Linked DNA regions of Homo sapiens: regions 2 and 3 are each linked to region 1. The links are chromatin loops, found by intact Hi-C in ENCODE. Cell type or tissue: OCI-LY7. All regions are shown on one strand. Region 1 has its middle 27 kb from the start of KLRB1. Region 2 overlaps LOC105369649 (a long non-coding RNA gene). Region 3 has its middle 28 kb from the start of KLRF1.

Evidence for each region. Peaks named below come from ENCODE experiments on the same cell type or tissue, not always from the same donor. Only the 100,000 strongest peaks of a DNase experiment are listed, where the experiment ranks them.
Region 2: a loop joins it to region 1, with 8 times the contacts of the local background. A loop is called at or near these places in 15 of 110 quality-filtered maps.
Region 3: a loop joins it to region 1, with 4 times the contacts of the local background. A loop is called at or near these places in 18 of 110 quality-filtered maps.

The regions. Positions count from the first base shown.
Region 1 is chr12:9,631,246-9,639,245 of GRCh38, forward strand. It overlaps the pseudogene LOC374443. Among named protein-coding and RNA genes, the nearest start is that of KLRB1, 27 kb to the left of the region's middle. In OCI-LY7, CTCF peaks have their summits at 3,137 (motif pointing right) and 3,367; DNase peaks (open chromatin) are centred at 3,146 and 7,545; H3K27ac peaks cover 855 bases.
Region 2 is chr12:9,328,068-9,336,067 of GRCh38, forward strand. It overlaps LOC105369649 (a long non-coding RNA gene), which reads right to left. Exons shown (of 3, transcript XR_007063205.1): 3 at 6,785-6,869. Among named protein-coding and RNA genes, the nearest start is that of LINC02367, 35 kb to the right of the region's middle. In OCI-LY7, CTCF peaks have their summits at 3,242 (motif pointing right) and 3,461; a DNase peak (open chromatin) is centred at 3,274.
Region 3 is chr12:9,795,127-9,803,126 of GRCh38, forward strand. It overlaps a transcript of KLRF1 not described here. Among named protein-coding and RNA genes, the nearest start is that of KLRF1, 28 kb to the right of the region's middle. RefSeq lists an enhancer at 2,928-3,027. In OCI-LY7, CTCF peaks have their summits at 3,104 (motif pointing left) and 3,310; a DNase peak (open chromatin) is centred at 3,075.

The sequences.
Region 1 (8,000 bases):
TAGCCCATTTACGTTTAAGGTTAATATTGTTACGTGTGAAATTGATCCTGTCATTATGATGTTAGCTGGTTATTTTGCTCGTTAGTTGATGCAGTTTCTTCCTAGCATCGATGTTCTTTACAATTTGGCATGTTTTTGCAGTGGCTTGTACCGGTTGTTTCTTTCCATGGTTAGTGCTTCTTTTAGGAGCTCTTCTTGTAAGACAGGCCTGGTGGTGACAAAATCTTTCAGCATTTGTTTGTCTGTAAAGGATTTTATTTCTCCTTCACTTATGAAGCTTAGTTTCGCTGGAATTGAAATTCTGGGTTGATATGAAATTCTTTTCTTTAAGAGCGTTGAATATTGGCCCCCACTGTCTTCTGGCTTGTAGAGTTTCTGCTGAGAGATCCGCTGTTAGCCTGATGGGCTTCCCTTTGTGGGTAACCCGACCTTTCTCTCTGGCTGCCCTTACATTTTTTCCTCCATTTCAACTTTGGTGAATCTGACAATTATGTGTCTTGGAGTTGCTCTTCTCGAGGAGCATCTTAGTGGTATTCTCTGTATTTCCTGAATTTGAATGTTGGCCTGCCTTGCTATGTTGGGGAAGTTCTCCTGGATAATATCCTGAAGAGTGTTTTCCAACTTGGTTCCATTCTCCTCGTCACTTTCAGGTATACCAATCGGACGTAGATTTGGTCTTTTCACATAGTCCCATATTTCTTGGAGGCTTTGTTCATTTTTTTTTACTCTTTTTTCTCTAAACTTCTCTTTTTGTTTCATTTCATTCATTTGCTCTTCAATCCCTGACACCCTTTCTTCCACTTGATCAAATCGGCTACTGAAGCTGGTGCATGCATCATGTAGTTCTCGTGGTATGGTTTTCAGCTCCATTGGGTCATTTAAGGTCTTCTTTACACTGTTTATTCTAGTTAGCCATTCATCTAATCTTTTTTCAAGGTTTTTAGCTTCTCTGCAATGGGTTCGAACATCCTCCTTTAGCTTAGAGAAGTTTGTTATTACCAATCGTCTGAAGCCTTCTTCTCTCAACTTGTCAAAGTAATTCTCCATCCAGCTTTGTTCTATTGCTGGAGAGGAGCTGCATCCCTTTGGAGGAGAAGAGGCACTCTGATTTTTAGAATTTTCGGCTTTTCTGCTCTTGTTTCTCCCCATCTTTGTGATTTTATCTACCTTTGGTCTTTGATGATGGGGACACACAGATGGGGTTTTGGTGTGGATGTCCTTTCTGTTTGTTAGTTTTCCTTCTAACAGTCATGACCCTCAGCTGCAGGTCTGTTGGAGTTTGCTGGAGGTCCACTCCAGACCCTGTTTGCCTGGGTATCACCAGCAGGGGCTGCTGAACAGCAAATATTGCAGAACAGCAAATGTTGCTGCCTGATCCTTCCTCTGGAAGCTGCGTCTCAGAGGGACACCTGGCTGTATGAGGTGTCAGTCGGCCCCTACTTGGAGGTGTCTCCCAGTTAGGCTACTTGGGGATCAGAGACCCACTAGAGGAGGCAGTCTGTCCATTCTCAGATCTCAAACTCTGTGCTGGGAGAACCACTACTGTCTTCAAATCTGTCAGACAGCTTTGAAGTCTGCAGAAGTTTCTGCTGCCTTTTGTTCAGCTATGCCCTGCCCTTAGAGGTGGAGTCGACAGAGGCAGGCAGGCCTCCTTGAGCTGCGGTGGGCTCCACCCAGTGCAAGCTTCCCGGCTGCTTTGTTTATCTACTCAAGCCTCAGCAATTGCGTACGCCCCTTCCCCAGCCTCACTGCCGCCTTGCAGTTCGATCTCAGACTGCTGTGCTCTCAGCGAGCGAGGCTCCTTGGGCATGGGACCCTCCGAGCCAGGCGCGGGATATAATCTCCTGGTGTGCCATTTGCTTAGACCATTGGAAAAGTGCAGTATTAAGGTGGGAGTGCCCCGATTTTCCAGGTACCATCTGTCACGGCTTCCCTTGGCTAGGAAAGGGAATTCCCTGACCCCTTGCGCTTCCTGGGTGAGGTGATGCCCCGCCCTGCTCTGTGGGCTGTACCCACTGTCCGACAAGCCCCAGTGAGATGAACCCATTACCTAAGTTGGAAATGCAGAAATCGCCCATCTTCTGCATTGCTCACACTGGAAGCTGTGGACTGGAGCTGTTCTTATTTGGCCATCTTAGAACCTCATGCCAACTGTCCTCCCTAATCTTTTATTATGCAGATGGGTTCTCTACCTGGCCTGTGCCTTGTTGCCTGTTCCTTTACTGTACATGTGATGACAAGAAAAGAAGATGGACCCTCCATGTTGAACATGCCTGGCCCTCAGGTAGCCCTTTTCTATTGGCACAGCTGCTGGCATTCATCTGTGCAAGCTTCCAGCTTGCTCATGTATGTCTGCAGCTCGATTTCTCAGGCTGCTCTTTGTTAGAAAAGAAATGATTTTTTGGGCTGCTTTTTGTTAAAATGGAAAATTCTGCCTATGACTCTGTTGTCCTTACTATCTGCCTAAATAATTTATTTCTATGTCCTGTATCACTGGATTCCCCCCACCTACCAAGTTGTTCTTAAAAACTGCTCCCTGAATGCTCTAAGAGACTGATTTGAGTTTTGAATAAAACTCTGGACTCCCACACAGCTGCCTCTGCATGAGTTACTCTTTCTCTATTGCAATTTCCCTGTCTTGATATATTGGCTCTGTCTAGGCCTTGGGCAAGGTGAACCTGTTGGGTGGTTACATTCTCACTGTTATAATTTTTCAAAGGTGATTTCAGTCATGCCACCATCAGTGTAGGTCTCACCTGGGAGATTGTTAGAAATGTAGAATCCTGGACCCAGTGAATATGAATCTGCAGTTTTAAAAGATCTCCAGGTAATACATAGATGAATTAAAGTTTTAGAGCTAATGCTATAAGTGACATGGCTTCTTGATAAGTTATTTTCCGATTTTCAATCTGAGGTCCCCTGGGCTGCCTGCATGGATGTGTGGATAGGGGTTGAGGAAAAGGATGAACATTGGTGTTTCTCTTCAAGAGTTTGAATTTGATGTTTGTTTGCACACTTCAATGTATCTGTATATTTTAAAAAGTGGAGCAGTTATTCCTAGAGTGAAACTTTTGTATTCACCTAGAAAATCCATTTCAACTATCTGAGTTAGTTTACCAACAGTTCCCAGAAGAGGGCGCTGCAATGCCTTTCTTTTTCTGTCCTTACACCTGTGTACTGAAGTCAGAAACTAATTGATGAAATGTTTAAATCCACATTATTTCATTGGAGGTACCAATACTTGTATTTGCTAAGTAGATATTCTTTTCTTTACTTTGTAGATGAGTAAACAGGAAGACTGAACTGTTTCTCAACTCCCAAATTCAGGCTTCTTTCAAAATCTACAGTATCATTGGGGGCTGTTATACCAGGACACATGGAGGTGAAGAACTAAAGCAAAATCGTGTCTACTTCACAGTTTTGCCTAAGGCTGGGCTTAATTCTTAAAAAGGTAGCTCTGCTCTTAGTTGAGTGGTCTGGCTAAATTCAAGCAGATTAAACCAGTGTTTATTGTGTTGCTTTGCTAAAAGCCTTTTAGCTGCTTTCAACACAAAATGTTATCCATATTGCTTAGACTTTGCAAACGTAAATAAAATATTCTGTTATGAGTTTTGCAAGAATTTTGAGGGTGAGTTAATGTCAAGGTACCTCTGAACAAGATTTTATACATGTATAGGATGAACGGGACTGCCTTGATGTTCCCCTCAACTTGACTAAACTTTAGACAGATTTCTCCCTGACGTATCACTCCTTTACTTCTCTTTTCTTAGATTGTTTACTTTAGAAAACTTCCCACTATAAATTCTTTCTGTCTTCTTATTTGAGATTTAAATTTTTCTCTAGCCTTTTATCGGTTTTGCAACCCAGGAATATCTTTCTCAAAGACCTGGGAGCCATTTCTTTGAAAAATAATCATCAAGAAAAATAGTTCCCTTATCTTCCCATCTCTGTGGGAGGGTAGTACTCTAACTTCCATATGTGCCAGTTAGCAAATACAGATGGCCTAATCATGTTGACCCACCTTCCCCACTAATATTCTCCAGAACTTTTTCACTAGCATACTCCAGCCTTTACAATCTCTCCTGCTTTTTGTTCAACAGATTTGAATACAGTCTCTCTTTCTTATTGGAACAGGCTTGACACCTATTGCAACAATTTTGAATAAAGTCTTCCTTGCCTATTTAACTTTGTCCAATGCAATTTTTCTTTGAGAATAGCCTACAGAGATTCAAATACAATAAGGTTATTGTATTAGCTACTTGCATACTACTAGCATTCTTTATGACTCATTATTAGAAAATAATAAGTGCAATTGAGGAATATGGGTATTTTTCCTCTACAATTGAAACCACTGAAAAGTAATCCTATAAACAAAGTAGCCCCTGTCCAATGTCTTTCCCTTATATCTTCCTAAAACACATTATTCTACTGTTCTTCCCACTTCAAGGGCCACAGTTTCTCATTTGCTGACTTTTCCTGTGTTTTCCTCTAAATGCAAAATTAAGATTTTATTCTTGGCTCACTTCACTTCTGTATTTACACAGGTACAGATGTGTAGATTAACAGATCTAGTTGTCGCTTCCACAGTTACCCTTCTGCAAACCTGTTCCACCTAGCAGTCAGAGGTATCTTCTAAAATATAAAAATGCAAAAGTATCTTTTCTCTGCTTGAAGTCCTTCAATAGCTCCTTTTTGCAGTTAGAGAAAAAAATGATACCCAAATCCTTCTCGCTGTTTAACAAGGTCCAATACAATCTAGCATCTTTACATGTCCTCAGCCTCAACCTTCACCACTCATCCTTCTCCACTTCTGCCTCCACTGCCATGTTGATCATATTAGATCCACAAGAACTTCTTTCCATTCCTAGCACATGCCAGGTTCCCCTTCCTTAGGCCCTTTGCTCCTGCTGTTCCCAAGGTAAGGAATGCTCATTCCTCAGATCTATTTTGGTTATGACAGCTGAAAGCTTTTTCCCAAAGATCTGGAACAAAACATGGATGGCTACTCTCATCACTCTTATTCAGCATAGTACTAGAAGCCCAGCCCAAGCAATTAGACAAGAGGGAAAAATACAGAAAATCTAAATTAGAAAGGAGGAAGTCAAATTGTTCCTGTTTTCCGATGACATAATCTTATATATAGAAAACTGGAAAGTCCACCAAAAAACTCTCAGAAAGGATACAAGAACTTAGTAAATTTTCAAGACACAAAGTTAAGACAGAAAAAATCTGTAATATTTCTATACACACACAATGAACTAGCTGAAAACAAAATCAAGAAGGCAATCCCATTTGCAATAGCTACACACACAAAAAAACCTAGGAATAAATTTAACCAAGGAAGTGAAAGATCTCTATGTTGTAGGAAAATCCAGGTTCTTGTCACATGACTAAGATAATTTAGGCATGAGGACTCATTGTAGGGTGAGTAGGGCAGAGTTTATTGGGTGAAAAAGAAAAAAAAGTGGGAAAAAGGGACTCTCAGCAAAGTGACAGTCCTGCTACGAAGTTTCCCACCTTGCAGATTGAATCCTTGGTTATCACCCAGGAACAGGAGAGGCTAGGCTACTCCCCCTTGTAAACAGTGCTAACGTCCCACGGCTCCACCCCATCCTCCCAGTGCACAGGACGGTCAGAGGTTCTCAGGAGACCCCTTTTGAGGTGGCTGTCTCATTCCCCACTCTGAAGTACATCTAACTGCCGTTAGAATAAGGATAAGGATAAAGAAGACCAATCCTAACTGCCTCCTGCCGACAGGGGCGCTGTTTTGGGGAAATGGCAGTCAGATCTCCCTCAAAGGCCTCTCTAAGTGTCCCTAGCAGAAGGCGCCATTGTCCAAGGCTCCAGTTGCATGACTATTTGGAGTTTGATTGCCTGAAGGAGAGAAGAAACAAACCAGGTTAATAGAAAACATGTATCAAAACCAAACAAGGGGGTGGGTGAAGACAGCTCAAAAATCCTGAGGCCTTTTACCAGTTCACACAGGGAGATGGAGGGGGTGGGGGACAAAAGCTGGACTGGTAAGGAAACTTACTTTTGTGCAGGCATGTCATAGTTCTGGGCCTCCTTCTCCTGAGCCCAGTCTGAAGCCAACCAGTCTAAGGTTTGGGAAATTAACTCTTCCCAGTTTGGAGGATGCATCTGAGGGGAGTGTTCCATAGTACGGAGACACAATTACTTATCATTAAAGAGATGACAGAGGAGGAAAAAGGAAGGTGTTTTTTCAAGGAGTCCCAGGGATTCAAGATGCATTTGAAAGGGGTACAGACTGAAGATGAATGGCTACTCATCTAGAAAGAGGGGAGCCAGTGCCTCTGATTCCTTTCTCTTCCTAGCAAATACACAGGATACATGAGGGAGGAAAAGTGAGGTGTTCCTCTTTCTTTCCTCCATCCTTTTATCCCTGAGTCTTGGTGACTGTGACCAGTGGCCATGGGTGTTAAAGTGGCTTTCGCCCATGTTAACAGTGAGGGCCTAAGAGGTGGGAGTATCCATTCTCACCCATGTATGCCCTATCTCCCCTTCTGTCAGTAGCCTTTGGATTCCCTAGACCTCATTTATGCCATGGATACTAGCGTAGCCTTTATCCATGAAACTGGAAGCTTGGCTTAATTGGCAGGAATCAGCCACACTCACCTGCACTATGTCTTTTGACTTCCGTTATCATCTGCCTCTGGATCCCTCAGATCCAGTTTTCTTTCCTAGGCCTTTGACTCAAAACTTGGAATTAAGTTTGGGACAAAAATGCATCTTGGAGTGGGTTGCATGGACTCCTTATCATAAACCAAATGCTAAAGTGAAGCTGTGGAATTGAGTCCTCTTCCAACAAGGGAGAGAAAAGGATGTCCAGTGACATGCCTAGATAACTGGTGGCTATAGTTATGCTTCCTAGGATTTGGGTGCATGTTGCTTGGCTTTGGTTAGCTCCCTTGGTCTTACTTTCCCCCACCTCCCCCCCAGAAAAACCCTCTGAGTGATGGGCAACCTATTTATTCCCATCACCTGGTAGGATTTGCAGGATAATTGCTCAGAACTAGAATATTGATCCAGATTTCTACATTACCCATCCTGTTTGTTCTTTCTGAGCTGCACACAGAGATCACTGGTTGGTTCACAGGAACAAGCAGGGTTAGTCTGAAAATGTAGGCAAAAACTGAAAAACAACTAATGAGTTTAGAATTTTAAGACAAATGTATGATAAATTTTGAAACATAATTTCTCTCTCTCCAGTCCTCATTTTTGTTAAAAACACAAATCATGATAGGACTCAGTTGTTTGCAAAATTGAATTTAGTCTTATACTTGGCCTGATTATTTGCATAAAGTGCAGCAAAAATAATTATTTCTACATAGGCCTTTTGATTGGCTTTGATGGAATGCTGTTCCACAAGTAATCTCAAATAAGATCTTTTAAAGCCACGCCCAGACATGTATTTGTATCCTCAAATACCTGTGAGTTGGGTAATCCTCTTGTCTTAAGGTTCCAAGATAAACTTGGAGCTCCTGGGCCTGTTAGAAAGTGACATTCTTTACTGATCACAGGTCATGAACCCTGTACAGGAACTGCATAGACAAGGCTCTGAGACCAGTTTCCTCAAGGGACTTTTTTTTTTTTTTTTTTTTTTTTTTTTTTTTGAGAGAGTCTCACTCTTGTTGTCCAGGCTGGAGTGCAATGGCACAATCTTGGCTCACCGCAACCGCTGCCTCCCGGCTTCAAGCAATTCTCTTGCCTCAGTCTCCCGAGTAGCTGGGACTACAGGCATGTGTCACCATACATGGCCAATTTTGTATTTTTAGTGGAGATGGGGTTTCTCCATGTTTGTCAGGCTGGTCTCAAACTCCCAACCTCAGGTGATCCGCCCGCCTTGGCCTCCCAGAGTGCTGGGATTACAGGTGTGAGCCACCACGCCCGGCCTTCCCCAAGGGACTTTTATTGGCTCTGCAAGTTGAGCTTGACTCCTTAAAGAGAAGCATACCCTTCCAGTCAAAGCCTTGGTAAAA
Region 2 (8,000 bases), 300 kb before region 1:
TACCTTATTCTCTTCTTAATATTCTTCAACTCTCCTAGCTTTGCCCTCCTTCCCTGCCCCCTCTTCTAGGGGAGTCGGATCGAGTTGTAAGGAGAACATGCCCTCCCCTCCTCTTCCCTTCCCTTCCCTCCCCTTCCCTTCCCTTCCTTCCTTTTCCCAGTTTCTATATACTGTATTAGTCACTAATCTAAGTGTTCTAGGTACAACAAACAAAACCACATCAAAATAATCCACAGCTCCCCACTGCTCTCAGAGGCCTACATGCTGGTGGGAGAGATGGCAATTAAACAAGATTAGTAAGTAGGGTAGAGAATATTAGAGAGGAAGATGTCCTGAGAAGAAGAAATAAATCAGGAAGAGGATATGAAGTGCTGGGGAGTGTTGAAATTTTAGATGGGGTGGGGCTTGACAAAGCCTCCCTGAGAAGGTGTCTTCCGAGGAAAGGCTTGCAAGGAAGGGAGGGTAGGTGTTTGGGGGAAGAGCATCTAGACAAAAAAAGACAAGTACAGTGCAAGGTTCTGGAGGCAGGCGCGCACTTGGCTGCTGTGTTTGAAAATGAGGGCGGTGCGGCTGCAGGGGAGAGGACGGGGGGTGGACAAGAACTATGGGGTGGCCAGGTCCTATGGGGCTGTGGGAAGGACCTTGAACTTTACTCTGAGGAGCATGGGAGCCATCGCAGAGTATTGAGCAGAAGAGTGGCATGACCTGGCTGGATTCTTTCATAGAGTCCTTCTGGCTGTGATATTACTCTCTATTAGACAGGCAAGCTCCTTGAGGGCAGGCATTGTGTCCTATTGACCTTTATTATAAGGACATAGCACATCTAGCCTGTAGAAGACTTCAATATGTTTTTTCAAATGAATGAAGAACGACTGAATGAATGCATGAATGAATGCTGTCTCCCGACAGCCAGATCCTGGCTCCTAAGGACTCCGGGAGTCTTCTCACTGTCGAAGGAAAACTCTGGTAGAGGATGCTGCCAGCAGCCAAGTCCCTGGGGCTCTTAGCTGCTGCTGTGGCAGCAACACACATCCAAACCCGTTTTCCTTCTTGCCACATAGCAGGCTGCTTAATGGATCACTGTCACCTGGAGGGAGAATTTCAGGGGAGACCCTGCCCTGGGCTATCTTCTGATTGATGATGTCATCGAGCGTTATTAACAAAATTATAGACAAAGGTGGGAGGAATGGAGGATTTATTAATGGATGGCCTCAAAATTTACAACTATAGATTGTATTTATCGGTTCAAGCCAAGAGGCCCTGTCTACATTTCACCTTGACAACATCTTTGGGTTGAACCTCATGCTTCTCCTTCCTTTACCACAGGTCATCATCTGTCTTCTCCATAGTTCATAGAACAAAAAACAACATGAAGTCCCGCAAGAGCTAGTATTTCTTGTGAGGATTTAATCCTCTGAATAACTATGAAATGGGAAGCATAATTAACTCCTTTTACAGATAATGAAACTGGAGCTTGGAGAGTTAGTACCGTGGCCAAGATCTCTGAGATAGGAAGTGGTGATACCCAGGACAGGAATCTAGATGCTACGATGCCAGAGTCTTGAACCAACCCCTATGCCTGCTGGCCTTGGGATTAACCAGAAAAATGAAAGTCCAGATCCAATTGCTTGAATTTGTTTTTTTAAAAAAACTTTTATTGTAGGCTCAGGGGTGGATGTGCAGGTTTATTTTATAGGTAAACTCATGTCACAGGGGTTTGATGTACAGACTATTTCATTACCCAGGTACTAAGCCTAGGACCAAATAGTTATTTTTTCTGCTCCTTTCCCTCCTCCCACCCTCCACCCTTTGCTAGGCCTCATTGTCTGTTGATCCCCTCTTCATGTCCATGTGTTCTCATCATTTAGCTCCCACTTATGAGAACATGCAGGATTTGGTTTTCTGTTCCTGTCTTAGTTTGCTAAGGATAATGGCCTCCAGCTCCACCCACGTTCCTGCAAAGCACATGATCTCATTCTTTTTCTATGGCTGCATAGTATTTCATGGTGTATTTGCACCACATTTTCTTTATCCAGTCTTCCATTTATGGGCATTTAGGTTGATTCTGTGAATTTGTGTGTTGAAGCATAGCATAGCATAGCATTTCGTATGCCTAAAAATATGGAAATAATAAGTGCGTGGCTCAATGAATTGTCCAAAGCAAGTGCACCCAGTAACCAGTACCCATAAGAAACAGAACATCGTCAGCCCTCTAGGAGTTCCCTCATGTTGTCATCTCAGGCCACTGCGCTGGAGAAGAGTCTCCAGTGATAACAAATATTCTCACTTCTGAAGTGAGAATTTTAATATTTTAATTTTAATATTAGTTTAAAATTTTATTAAATGAAATGGTACAGAATAAACTCTGTCAGGATAATTTATTATATTTGAAAGTCTCACGTGTATTTCTAAAGGCAGCTATAGTTCACTTTCAGTTCTGTATAGCTTTTATTATATGCGTCTATATATGCAATATCATATTTTAGGACTTTTGTATATATATATTTCATGTATTCTTTTTATTATTGATGTACATGCGAGTTGTTTCCAGTTTGGAAAAGTGCTAAATAATGATGTATTGTAGAAAAGAGAAAAATAGTCTAAGGAGAAACTAAATTAACTCACAGCTCCGCTATTGAGAATTTACCTCCCTTAACTGTCATAGTTCTGGCCATTTGTGGACGTTCTTTTGCGTGGTGAACAGATGCAGGCATTTCTAACGGATCTATACCTGAGTCAAATTGTGGGGCCATAGAATGTATATGTCCGTCTTTAGAAAATATTATCAAAGGGCTTTTGAGGGTGTTTGTAGCAGTTTACACACACAGCGGCATATGAGAGTCCCAGTCGCTCAGCCCCCTCAGCAACACTCGATGTTGTTTTTCAAATAAAATGTTATCCATTGCATAGTGGTATCACATTGTGGTTTTAATCTGCATCTCCCTGATGACGGAGAATGTGCAGCACCTTTCTCTACACCTGTTGGCTGTCTGGCCACTCTTTGGGAAATGTCCGGATTGTTTACCCATTCTCCCCAGTGTGTCGCCTTTCTTCTTAATTGATGGGAGTTAGTCCCACATCCTACATGTCAGGCTCTTGTCACAAAAATGGTAAATGTTTCTTCACACTCTGTTCTTGCCTTTTTATTTTGTTGAAGGCATCTTTTGATGAAGTTCTTAGTTTTAATAAAGTCCAAATGCATGTGCCTGTTCTCTGTGATGCTCCTGCCTGGGGCTGCAGTGCTAGTACTGGTCACCAGGGGGCAGCAGCCTCCCATGTCCCTGGTGCCCACGGAGCTTTGCTGGAGCAGGTGGAGCTCCGGGATAGCCTCCTGAGAAAGGCACCTCCTGTTAGTATCAATGATCCCCACATTATGAGGACAACGGAAGCAGGAAGGGGTTTAATCACTTTCTCCCCGTGCTGACTTATTCACTCAGCGACTCTGCCCTGAGCACTCACCTTGTGCCAGGTGGCCTGGTGGGCTCAGCATTGGTGCTGAAAATGGCAAAGGAGTCCCTCTCCACCCCAGGAGCCCAGTCTTAGGAGACCTGCACAGAACCACTAAAGCAAGTCCACATGAAAGAAAAGAGCAGGTGCTGTGATAAAAATACGGTAGGATGACGGGAGGGAGGGCCGGGGAGTCACTGTGTGGGGAGAATCCAAATGCCTCACTGAGGTGACATTTATGCCATGGCCAGAATGACAATGGGGGACCAACGCTGCCCAAGTCAGGGACAGCGGTGTCAGAAAGAAGCCACCCTGGGGCACAGCCTCACAGGTGGACCTGAGTTTGGCAGAGGAGGTTAGAAAGGGGACAGTGTGGCTGCAGGGAGGCTGGGGGGAGAGGAGCAGAGGGAGGGAGGAGTCGGGGGAAATGAGGGTAGAGATCTGCTTGTCTTTGACAACATTGTGCCTCCAAACTTCGCAACTTTAAGCAACAAATACTTAATATCTGACAATTTGTGTCCAGCAGAATCTGGGCACAGCTTAGCTGGATGCCTCTGCCTCACTGCCTCTCCTGAGGCTGGGACTGTGGTCTCAACTGAAACTGGACTGGGGAAGGATTAACTTCCAAGCTCACTCATGTGGGTATTGGCAGGACTCAGTGTGGACTGAGGGCGTAAATTCCTCCCCGTCTCTTGGCCTGGGCACTCCCTTGGCCTCTGCCATGTAAGCCTGTACATAGAGCACCTCATAACAGCAGAACTCGCTTCCCCAGTTTAAGGAATGCAATGGAGACTGAGAGAGACAGAGAGAGAGAGAGAGAGAGAGAGAGAGAAACAAGAGACTGAGAGATTGGGGGAGGAAAAACAGAAGAGAGTGAACAGCAGAAAAATGGCAGCTTTGGGGATAATAAAAGCATAACAGTTGCAATAGACTGAATATCTCCCCCCTCCAAAATTCATATGGCAAAATCCTAACCCCCAATGTAATGATATTAGGAGGTGGGAGGTAATGAGGTCCTGAGGGTGGAATTCTCATGATTGGGATTACTAGCTTTATAAAATAAACCTCAAAGAGCCAGGCAGGCCATTGATGCCAGGCACTCTCTTTGCAGAGCTCCATGCAGGAGATGGGTTCAACAACACCATCTCCTTGAACGAAGGGCAGGTGCAACATGCCATCAACCACGGCCAGTGCTGGGCTAGGGTGAGAGCAGGCACAGAGGGGTCTCCACAGACAGAGACTCAAGAAGTCCAGGGTGGCCCATGACTCAGACGCACAAATGGGGACTCCCTGGGCTCTGTCCTTCGGCTTTCCCACTTGAGTGACCCACAGTCCCCTCCCAAAGGAATCTGGCCTCCATTAGTACCCAGTGGCAACTTGTTTAGGTGGAAAGTCCCTGCTCATCTACTTTTAGGAAGATCAGAGGAAGTGCTTTTGTGTTGTTTTCACTTTACACAACGCTATGATTATCTTTGCATGTTGCTGCTGTTTTTATTGTTTTAACAACCTACCCCAGGTGTCTCCTGTAGCAGACAGCTCCACTGTCCTGCCAGACTGCCTCCAAACCTTACAAGCTGTCAGTCTTACTGGGGAGGTTCTTTTTTACAAAGGGTGGGGGTGTCACACAAAAAGAGCCTTCAGCTGCTCTATGCATCTGTCTGCAATATGTCACCTCAGAGACCTCACCCCCATAGCACCATCGGAGAGGAGCTGTGTCCTCATATGTCTTCATAACTTTCAATAAGGGAGGCCTCTCAATGCTGCCGGAGCCTCACATGATAAAATTCTATTTCGACATCAGCTATCTTGTAGCGGTATCTGATGCTTTTCAGAATAGGCCATGACAGTTTGTTAGCACTTCCATGATACAGTGCCACAGACTGAAGGGCTTTAACAACAGAAATGCAGTTTCTCACAATTCTGAAGGCTTGAAATTGGACATGGAGCTGTGGGCTGCATTGGTTTCTCTGAGGCCTCTCTGCATGGCTAGTTGATGGTCTCCAGCTCTCTCTGGGTCACAGGGCCTTCCCTGGTGCTTCACTGTGTCCTTACTGCCTCTCTTATAAGGACTTTAGTCATATTGCATTAGGGCCCGCCCTAATGAACGTAATCTGTGTCACCTCTTTATGGACCACATGTCCAAATACAGTTCCATTCTGAGGCACTGGTGTTAGACATGAACATGAACTTTGAAGAGTAGACAAAATTCATCCTGTAACATATACTAATGCCTTGCAGAAGACAGACTCCCAGGAAAGGAGTTACTTGGTGAGGAATATGCATACATGACATTTTCATGGCTTAGTCAGATGACTTTCCAAAAGGGCTGTTGTGGATACATTGCCACCAGCAGTCCTGAATGTAGCTGCTTCCCAGCATCCAGCCACCCCTGGGTGTCAAGTCTTCTAATATTTTGTCAATCCGGTGTCTGCGTGACAAATAAAATTCCATTGATCCTTTCATTTCCAGCTTCCCTGCTGATATGTGTGTGTCACCTTTCGGCTGTATAGTCCCCACTTGGATTTTCTCCTCCCTGAGTCATCGCTCAGATCCGTGGCACTGTGATGGGCTCTTTCTCCCACCCAATGAGTCTCCTGGCATTGGGCCCTTTGCCGGGTCTGCAATTGCGGTAGCTGTTTCTCAAGACTGCCTTTATGTTAAACAAAGAAGCAGTTATTGGCTTTAAGTCCAAAGGGTTCTTCTAGTTTTTTGCTGTGTCACTGTCTCTAAAACAGAGGAGGAAACAAGGCCTCCCCAGGTCCTTTTCCTCCGTGTCAGCGCAGACCAAGCCTCGGGGAGTTGAGAGGGAAAGTCACACAGTAGTTCCCGTGAGCAGTTTTGGAGCTGCCTTCTTACATCCAAAAGCCTGTGTTTGCTCATTTCTAAAATGAGGGTGTGTTTTTGAGGATTTGCTGGGATAATGCTCTTTATACAGTCTATGAATACAAGTCCCTGCGTGCTAGAAGAGAGGCCCCAGGCACGCTCAGTTATCTAGGAAGGTTCTGGTTGGTGTTCATTCACTAAACACACATATGTTAAGCATTTACTTTGTGCAGGCACTTTTATAGATGACTAGCATATTTTAACAAACAAAGCAGATGCCAACCCCTGGGCCTCAACTCCATTCTATCCAGGGAGTCAGATCCTCACTGGAGACATCGAAAGCAAGGCACGCCCACAGAGTGGGAGATGCAATGCCCTCCTGGCCTCCTCTAGGTATAAACACTTCCTCCCAGATTCTGAGCAGGATGACAGATCCCAGGACCAACTCTAAAGTGGGTGGACTCTGGGTCCAGAAGAAGGACTTCCTGGGACCCCAAAAGGATGAGGGGATTATACGGCCTGTGGCTGGGGAGAGACTGACGGAACTCTGGATCTCATACACCTCATAATTCCTCCAAGATGGCTGAGGTCTGGGGCTTCTGCAAGAGGAAAGAAGTCAAGGTGAGCTGAAGATGGGGCCTCACGTCCTTGTCAAAGGAGAGGGGAGTTGGAGTCAGAGCCGGCCCCCAAAAGACCCATGCCCAGCACAGTCACTTCCCAGCTCTGCTTGTCCTCCTCCTTCCCACATCCACCTTTCCCAACCCCAGCACCAGGGGGCCCAGACCTGAAGCAGTGACGAGCCACCTGCTCACACGCCTGCCTGGAGCCACAGTCCTGGTGCCCAGGTACACGAAGCTGTGTGCCCTGGGCCTACAGGAGGAGAATGTCAGTGGGTAGCTGAGATCCACAATTGTCTGTAAAGTCCTGCTCTATGACCAGGTCTGTCCCTGCCAGGACAGCACAAAGGGCTTGGACTGGGATGGGGCTGTCCTCTAGACAGGCAGCAGCACACAGGTGCTGTGGATGAGCCGTGCTGGAGGAAAGACCAGGCCTCTGACTCTGATGCCCACTTCCTGCCCCCAGCACCTTCTCTTTCATTTTGGCCACTTGGCCAGATCAATACTCTGTAGATTTCTCTCAGCCCCCAAGCTTTCCATCCTTCAAGCCTAAGGTGACCTACATGTAGGTCAAGTGGCCTGGATCAAAGCTGCCGCAGCATCTGCACATTTTTCTTGCCTGGATGAAGCCTCTGGAGCCCATCAGATAGAGGGAGAGGTAGAGGCAGATAGTGAGGTGGCTGCAGTCTGGAAGATTTTCTGAGGTGTGGGATTTTGGGGCTGGAATTCCCCTAAATTCAGTGAGTTCACTTTGGTGTTTGGAAAGACCAGTGCAAAGTGATCGATGATGGTAATCCTATCTCTTTTCCCAGCTCTGATCCATATCCAGAAGTAGGAGCATTTCCAGTGCTAGCTGTTGAGTTAGTGTCAGCATGGGATGAGAACCTTCCAGTTACAGTGCTGCAGTTAGAGCCACCTCCAGAGCCTTCTTGCCCTTGTCCTGGGACTGTGAGAATCAGTCCAGCAAGGAGATACCTGACATCATAGCATCTGCTGCAACCTCTCGCCTCAGCCCTGCAGCAGGAGGCTGAAGAGAAGCAGCAATTGGTGAGGCCCCTGTCCCCAAGCCCCGTGCTCCTCCAGATCCTGAACATAGGAGTTGTCACGGAGATG
Region 3 (8,000 bases), 160 kb after region 1:
TGCACACAGAATCATACGTCCACTGCGACCACTGTATTTCACATTTCACGCTAACACCAACAATTGCCTGCTATCGTTAACAGTGTTTTAATTGTGATCTTTCTGCTTCTGTCTTGAAGCAATGGTAAAGAACTCCCTGGACCCCCATATTTATGCCTGGACCCTGCTTTGTTTCTTCAAGGCACTTTTCCTCCAGCCGAATTATTAGTATAAGATTGTTCTGTTTGCTGCCTATCTCCCTTCATTTGAATGTAAGCAGCATAAGGGCATCAGTTTTCTTGTACTAATTGCTATATACCTAGTGCCGAGAACATTGCCAGGTGATAGCAGATGTTCAATAAGTATTTGTTTAATTAATACAGACATCGATGTGTACATATGATAGTGAGCGAGAGTGGGTAGATCGAGGATGATTATATTAAAAGATGTGATCAGAGAGGACTTCTCTGAATAATCCAGATTTCTTCTAGATTTCTCATTTGTAAGTATGGTAGTGCTCCTGAGAGAAAAAGGCACTGCAGACGTGATATGCAGATAGCAAGTCCAAGAAGTAAGAAGCAGAAGCCTTCTTACCTTCGTGTACCATATATTCTCTTTGGTTTTACCCTGCTTTGAAAGGTACCGTGACTCTGTACCTCTCAAAATTTCATTTCCAGTGGTCCAATATATACTCAGCCTGAGCTCGCTGAAAAATCTCCAGCTCTTTTTTTCTGGGCAGGTGATATTGGCAGCATCCTGGCCAGGAGGTCTAGCCTGAGAAATAGAACTTTTTCAAATAGCGTGTCTTGTATTGATTCCTCTTGTTGCATCAGTTAACCACCAAACATTTATCATGATTTAAGTTTACATCCTCAACACTTTTCATATATTTTCTACAGGAGAATGGTGGAAATCAAGGAGGGGGAGTATGTCAACCACTGGAATACTGTGAGGACGAACGCATTGGCTTTTACATGGGTTTTAGGAAGAACCACATGATTGACAGTGTCAGTCCACATCCCTTCTGATTATCCACAAATTAAAAATTGAGCTGAGATCTGAATGGTGATTGAATTTGTCTGGGAAGACACTACCATTGTTGTTTTGATTGTCATTATTTAATATCTGTCATTTAAAGACCCCACCATTTTCTTCCTTTAGGAGGAAAAACCATCTTGGCTTTTCTGCTGTAATTATTCTTCTGGATAACTCTCAGAATAATTTTTGTTCTGATTTTGTCAAGGTATTAAATAATTACTGATATGTTGCTATATTATATATTTAATTTTCGGTTTTCTTCTTACCGGGCTTCTCAGAAAAATTTGACGTAATTGATCTTTACTTTTCCTTTATACACTTCCTTCCTTTGGTTGCTAGAGAAGTAGTATCGATAATACTAGTGATATCAACATCACCATCTTTACCACTTCTAATGCTGCCGCTGACTCTACCACTATCAATCTCTTCATGTGAATTACACATAAGGGTTGTTTTGTGTTTCATATTAACTTTCTTAGGTGTTTTCTTTAAAGTACTCATAATTGTAACTATAATATGCAGTTTCCTATGTAATCATTTGATAGTGGAGGATTTATGGTGAATTATTTTCATGAGACTGCCTGAAATTTTATACTCTCTGGTTAGAGATCTTTTGTTAATTTCTTCCCATAAGTGTGTGTGTGTGTGTGAATTTCATTTTAAAGAAAAAATGAGAAAAAATTTATTTCCAGGACACAGAATAAATTGGAAACAGACATACTTCTGTCTGTTTTTTTTCACTGCTCATTTTATTCAATTCAAAACAATATAAACATTCAGATACTCTTTGAGCTGGTTTCAGGATTTTAGACCTCTGTGAATAATTTTTTTTCTTCTTTTTTACGAGTATTCCAACCACATTTTTGGGGGGAGCAGGCATATTCATTTTGCTGTTGAAATTATGGCAAAAACTGCAATGACTTTTGCACCAATCTAATACATGCTGTCGTTTACAATTAGGTAGCTTTCAAAAGGCAGGGGCCGGCGATCAGCCTTTTATGCATCTAATCTTGGGTAACAAGGACTGGCTGTAATGAACTGTAATGATAACTCCATTATAACTTCAGCTAAAGTATGTGTTGCATATTGTTTTCTTCGTAAATGTTAAACAGGAAGTAAGCATCATTTAGGACAAGGAATTCTCAGAAAAAAAAAATAAACACCACATTGAACGTTTACACAAATTTTAGTGGAACTTACTTTGGCGCAATGCCTAACAGAGTAAGTTACTAACTCTCTTTTTTATTCCTTAAAGAAAGAAAGAAAATAAATGAATTTACAGTAATGTTGGAGTTTTCAGGCCTATTGAAGATTTGGGATAGATTGTGCTAGAACAGATTGACATTGACAGATTTCAAGTTCCTTTTGCAAGTTATTTTACTTTGTATTTTAAAGAGGCAATATGTTTATAAAGCAATCAAATTAGCCTATTTGTGGCATATAAACTTTTTATATAATAAAGCTGGGAAAAAGAAACTCTAATTTCTTTACCAGCTTGAGGGCAATTGACTCTAATACAAGAGGGTTCCTAATCATTAACATATATGTTTATTTGCATTCATAAACTTGAAATGCATATTCAGTTGTCTTATTTGGTATTTAATAGTAGGGGGATATCCTAAATCAAAATTACTTTAATTTATATAATTGTAATCATTTCAATGTTTTTGGAGGGGGAGATAATCCTAAAAACTAAAATTTAAAAGATGAAACTATTCATTATTCCTGCTGTATAACAGATGGTGAATGCAGGCACATAATAATAGGCAGTGTGGCAATACTGAGCACAATGACCAGATCAGGACAGATGCTTAAAAATATTTTAAAAAAATAATTAGAGTAATTGTTTTGTATGACTCGAAGAAAGAATCGGGTTAAATAATAGAGGGCACAGGGCCAGCGAATTAAAGCACATCACTTGATTTTGTGTTTCAAATAACTGCCTTGGAGTAAATGAGCTCCTCAGACCAATTTCTGACACAAGGCCTACACCTCACAGCCTTCCTGTTCTTCTGCATTCCTGCAAGGGCTCTTGCACGTAGACCTTCAGTTCGCTTGTGAACTGTTGCTCTCTAGTGGTGGTGTGAGGCCTTAAGGAAACACCTGCTACTGTGTGGTCAGGAGGTAAAGTGCTGGGCTCTCATATTGTCCTCCCTGTAAACACCTTCCTTTCTGCGTTTGGACACCTTCACCAGATTCTATTTTCCATTTGATCATTAGTCAAACACTTATTAGACAAACAAGTGGGCCAGAAACTGACAGATGTTAGAAATACACAAATAAAAGTTATAGACTCTTCTATTTCATGTGTTTCATAAAGTATTAATGGTATATAAATTAAAAAATAGAAATTAGGTAAGAATAACCTCCATCACCGATATTTGACATTTCCTTTCTCAATTATAAATCATTGATCTTAAGTTATTGTTCTTTCAATATCTGAAACATTCTAGGTATTAAATTGATATTGAGTGAGTGAATGAGTGAAAGAATGAATGCGTGTATGGTAGAAGCTATTTTGGGGAAAACGGTCTTCAATGCTCAGGTATTATTAAGAGCAAAGCTGCTTTCTCTATCTATGTAGTGTTTATGACCAAGAGAAAAGGCTTAGATATATGAGCAGAAACAGAGGATTTTGCAGTTTATTTTCTAAACTTTGGTCTTTTGTACTTTATGTGAATGTTCAATCACATGGTTTTAATATATTTTTCATATATGTTTCAACTTTGTATGATGTGAAATCACAGAAATTATATCATCTGTTGTATTTTATTATATAATATCTATTTTTTGATCCCATAGAAGTACCAGGGTGTTTTTTTTTTTCCTTTCAGGGGTCATTGTTTGCATAAAAAGAAAAAAAAAACTAATTTAACTAGATATTTAAGTGATTTGCAAAGCAGTGTGTTTCCAGCTGTTGAAGGACTAAGGTTTTAAGAGAGTATAGAACCGATTGTACTACTCATTAGTCTAGGTAAAGCTTGTGTGGAGAAACAGCTCCATGAAGTCAGATTTGAGGCCTCTAAGTCCTAGCCCCAGAATTTTACTATCTCTAGGTAACTTTGGAGAATAATATGATTCTTCTTATGTTTCTATTCTTCGTTTTCAAACAAGGTTAACAATCTAAGCTGCAACTAAAGTGTGATAAGAGGTTCTAATGATATAATGCATGTAGAATACATGTAGAAATCACTTCATGTTTGAATTACCACTACCAATGCTCAATCAGAAAAAGTATCTTAATATCCACCTTTGTCTTGTCAATTTGTTCCCTTTCTGTTCTATCAGATGTAGTTCTAGAGATTTCTAAGCCTTGCCATCATACACTTTTTCTCTATATTTGAGCTTAGCCTGTATTGTAAATATAAAATCCTTTGAGGCAGTTGAAGCTTTTACTAATATCTTTATTCTCCAGTATCTAGCACATTAGCTGACAAGCAATAAGTTCTTGATTTATTAATTTATAATGTATAGGCATTTAATATTAACTTTTAAAATAATTAGACAATGAATATATAAATTCAGAGCACATATCCATTAAAGGCATGTAAGCAAACACATTACAAACATCTATAAGAAAAGGGCCCCATAATTATTTAAAAAAGTGATTATGTGATATTTTATAGTTTTGTGCCTCAAGAATATATTTTTTGCAGCTCATGTATTTTTAATATGCACACTTTTTATTTAAATCTTGTATTTTATTTAAATCTTTTATTTATTTAATTATTTAAACTACGCATTTTAAGGGTCTTCCATGCCTTTTCATAGCTTGATAGCCCATTTCATTTTAGTGATGAAGAATGTTCCATTGTCTGAATGTACCACAGTTTATCCATTCACCTACTGAAAGACATCTTGGTTTCTTCCAAGGTTTGGCAATTATGAATAAAGCTGCTGTAAACATTCATGAGCAGGCTTTTGTGTGGACATAAGTTGTCGACTCATTTGGATAAAGACCAAGAAGTGGGATTACTGGATTATATGGTAAGAATGTGTTTAGTTTTCTAAGAAACTGTCAACATGTTTTCCAAGTGGCTGTGCCATTTTGCATTTCAATCAGCAAAGAATGAAAGTCCTATTGCTCCACATCTTTATCAGCATTTGGTGTTGTTCATATTTTGGATTTTGACATTTCTAATTGGTGTGTAAATGTTTTCAAAGAAAATTTTAAATTTCAATAGCTTTTGGAGTACAAGTGATTTTTGGTCACATGGATGAATTTATATAGTGGTGAATTCTGAGATTTTATTACACTCATCAATCACCCAAGTAGTGCACTCTTTACCCAATATGTAGTTTTTTATTCCAAAACCCCTCCTATTCTTCCCCTTCTGAGTCTCCAAAGTCCATTATATCACTCTGTGCGCCTTTGTATACTCATAACTTAACTCCCACTTATAAGTGAGAACATATAGTAATTGGTTTTTCTGTAATAGCATGTTTTAATGTGAAATTACCTAATGACATATGATATTGATCATATTTTAATAAGGTTATTTTCCATTTGTATATCTTCTTAACAAGGTATCTGTTCAGATCTTTGGCCCATTTTTTAATCAGGTAATTCATTTTCTTATTGTTGAGCTTTAAGAGTTATTTATCTATTTTGGATTACAGTCCTTTATCTGATATGTCTTTTGTTAAGTATTTTCTTTTGGTCTGTGGCTTATCTTTTCATTTTTTAAAAAATTTTATTCATTTATTTTTAAGTTCCAGGATACAAGTGCAGAACATGTAGGTTTGTTACATAGGTATACGTGTGCCATGGTGGATTGCTGCACCTATCAACCCACTATCTAGGTTTTAAGCCCCACATGCATTAGCTATTTGTCCTAATGCTCTCCCTCCCCTTCCCCCCATCCCCTGACTGGCACTAGTGTGTGTTGTTCCCCTCCCTGTGTCCATGTGTTCTCATTGTTTAACTCCCACTGATGAGTGAGAGCATGCGGTGTTTGGTTTTCTGTTCCTGTGTTAGTTTGCTGAGGATGATGGCTTCCAGCTTCATTCATGTCCCTGAAAAGGACATGATCTCATTCTTTTTTATGGCTGCATAGTATTCCATGGTGTATATGTACCACATTTTCTTTATCCAGTCTATCATTGATGGGCATTTGGGTTGGTTCCATATCTTTGCTATTGTGAATGGTGCTGCAATAGACATATGTCTGCATGTGTCTTTATAGTAGAATGATTTATGCTCCTTTGGGTATATACCCAGTAATGGGATTGCTGGGTCAAATGGTATTTCTGGTACTAGATCCTTGAGGAATCACCACACTGTCTTCTACAATGGTAGAACAAATTTACATTCCCACCAAGAGTGTAAAAGCATTCCACTATCTCCACAGCCTCACCAGCATCTATAGTTTCTTGACTTTTTAATAATCGCCATTCTGAATGGTGTGAGATGGTATCTCATTGTGGTTTTGATTTGCATTTCTCTAATGACAAGTGATGTTGAGCTTTTTTTCATATGTTTGTTGGCCACATAATGTCTTCTTTTGAGAAGTGTCTGTTCATATCCTTTGCCCACTTTTTGAATGGGATTGTTTGTTTCGTTCTTGTAAATTTGTTTAAGTTCCTTTTAGATTATGGATATTAGACCTTTATCAGATGGGTAGATTGCAAATATTGTCTCCCATTCTGTAGGTTGCCTGTTCACTCTGAGGATAGTTTACTTTGCTGTGCAGAAGCTCTTTAGTTTAATTAGATCCCATTTGTCAATTTTGGCTTTTGTTGCAATTGCTTTTAGCATTTTCATCATGAAGTCTTTGCCCATACCTATGCTCTGAATGGTATTGCTTAGGTTTTCTTTTAGGATTTTTATGGTTTGTGTTTTCTGAGGCCAGAATCATCCCGATACCAAAATCTGGCAGAGACACAACAAAAAAAGAAAACCTCAGGTCAATATCCCTGATGAACATCAATGCAAAAATCCTCAATATCATACTGGCAAACTGAATCCAGCAGCACATCAAAAAGCTTATCCATCACAATCAAGTTGGCTTCATCCCTGGGATACAAGGCTAGTTCAACATATACAAATCAATAAATGTAATCCGTCACATAAACAGAACCAATGACAAAAATCATATGATTATCTCAATAGATGCAGAAAAGGCCTTTGATAAAATTCAACATCCCTTCATGTTAAAAACTCTCAATAAACTAGGTATTGATGGATGTGTCTCAAAATAATAAGAGTTATTTATGACAAACCCACAGCCAATATCATACTGAATGGGCAAAAGCTGGAAGCATTCACTTTGAAAACCGGCACAAGACAAGTATTTCCTCTCTCACCACTCCTATTCAACTAAGTATTGGAAGTTTTGGCCAGGGCAATCAGGCAAGAGAAAGAAATAAAGGATATTCAAATAGGAATAGAGGAAATAAAATTGTCTCTGTTTGCAGACAACATGATTCTATATTTAGAAAACCCCATTGTCTCAGCCTAAAAACTCCTTAATGAGCCCAAAAATCAATGTGCAAAAATCACAAGCATTCATATACACCAATAACAGACAAGCAGAGAACAAAATCATGAATAAATTCCCATTCACAATTGCTATGAAGAGAATAAAATACCTAGGAATACAGCCTACAAGGGATGTGAAGGACTTCTTCAAGGAGAACTACAAAGCACTGCTCAAGGAAATAAGAGAGGACACAAACAAATGAAAAACATTCCATGCTCGTGGATAGGAAGAGTCAGTATTATAAAAATGGCCATACTGCCCAAGGTAATTTATAGATTCAATGATATTCCCACCAAACTACCACAGACATTCTTCACAGAATTAGAAAAAACTACTTTAAATTTTATATGGAACCAAAAAAGAGCCCGTAAAGCCAAGACAATTCTAAGCAAAAAGAACAAAGCTGGAGGCAGCATGCTACCTGACTTCAAAATATACTGCAAGGCTACAGTAACCAAAGCAGCATGGTACTGGTACCAAAGCAGACACATAGACCAATGG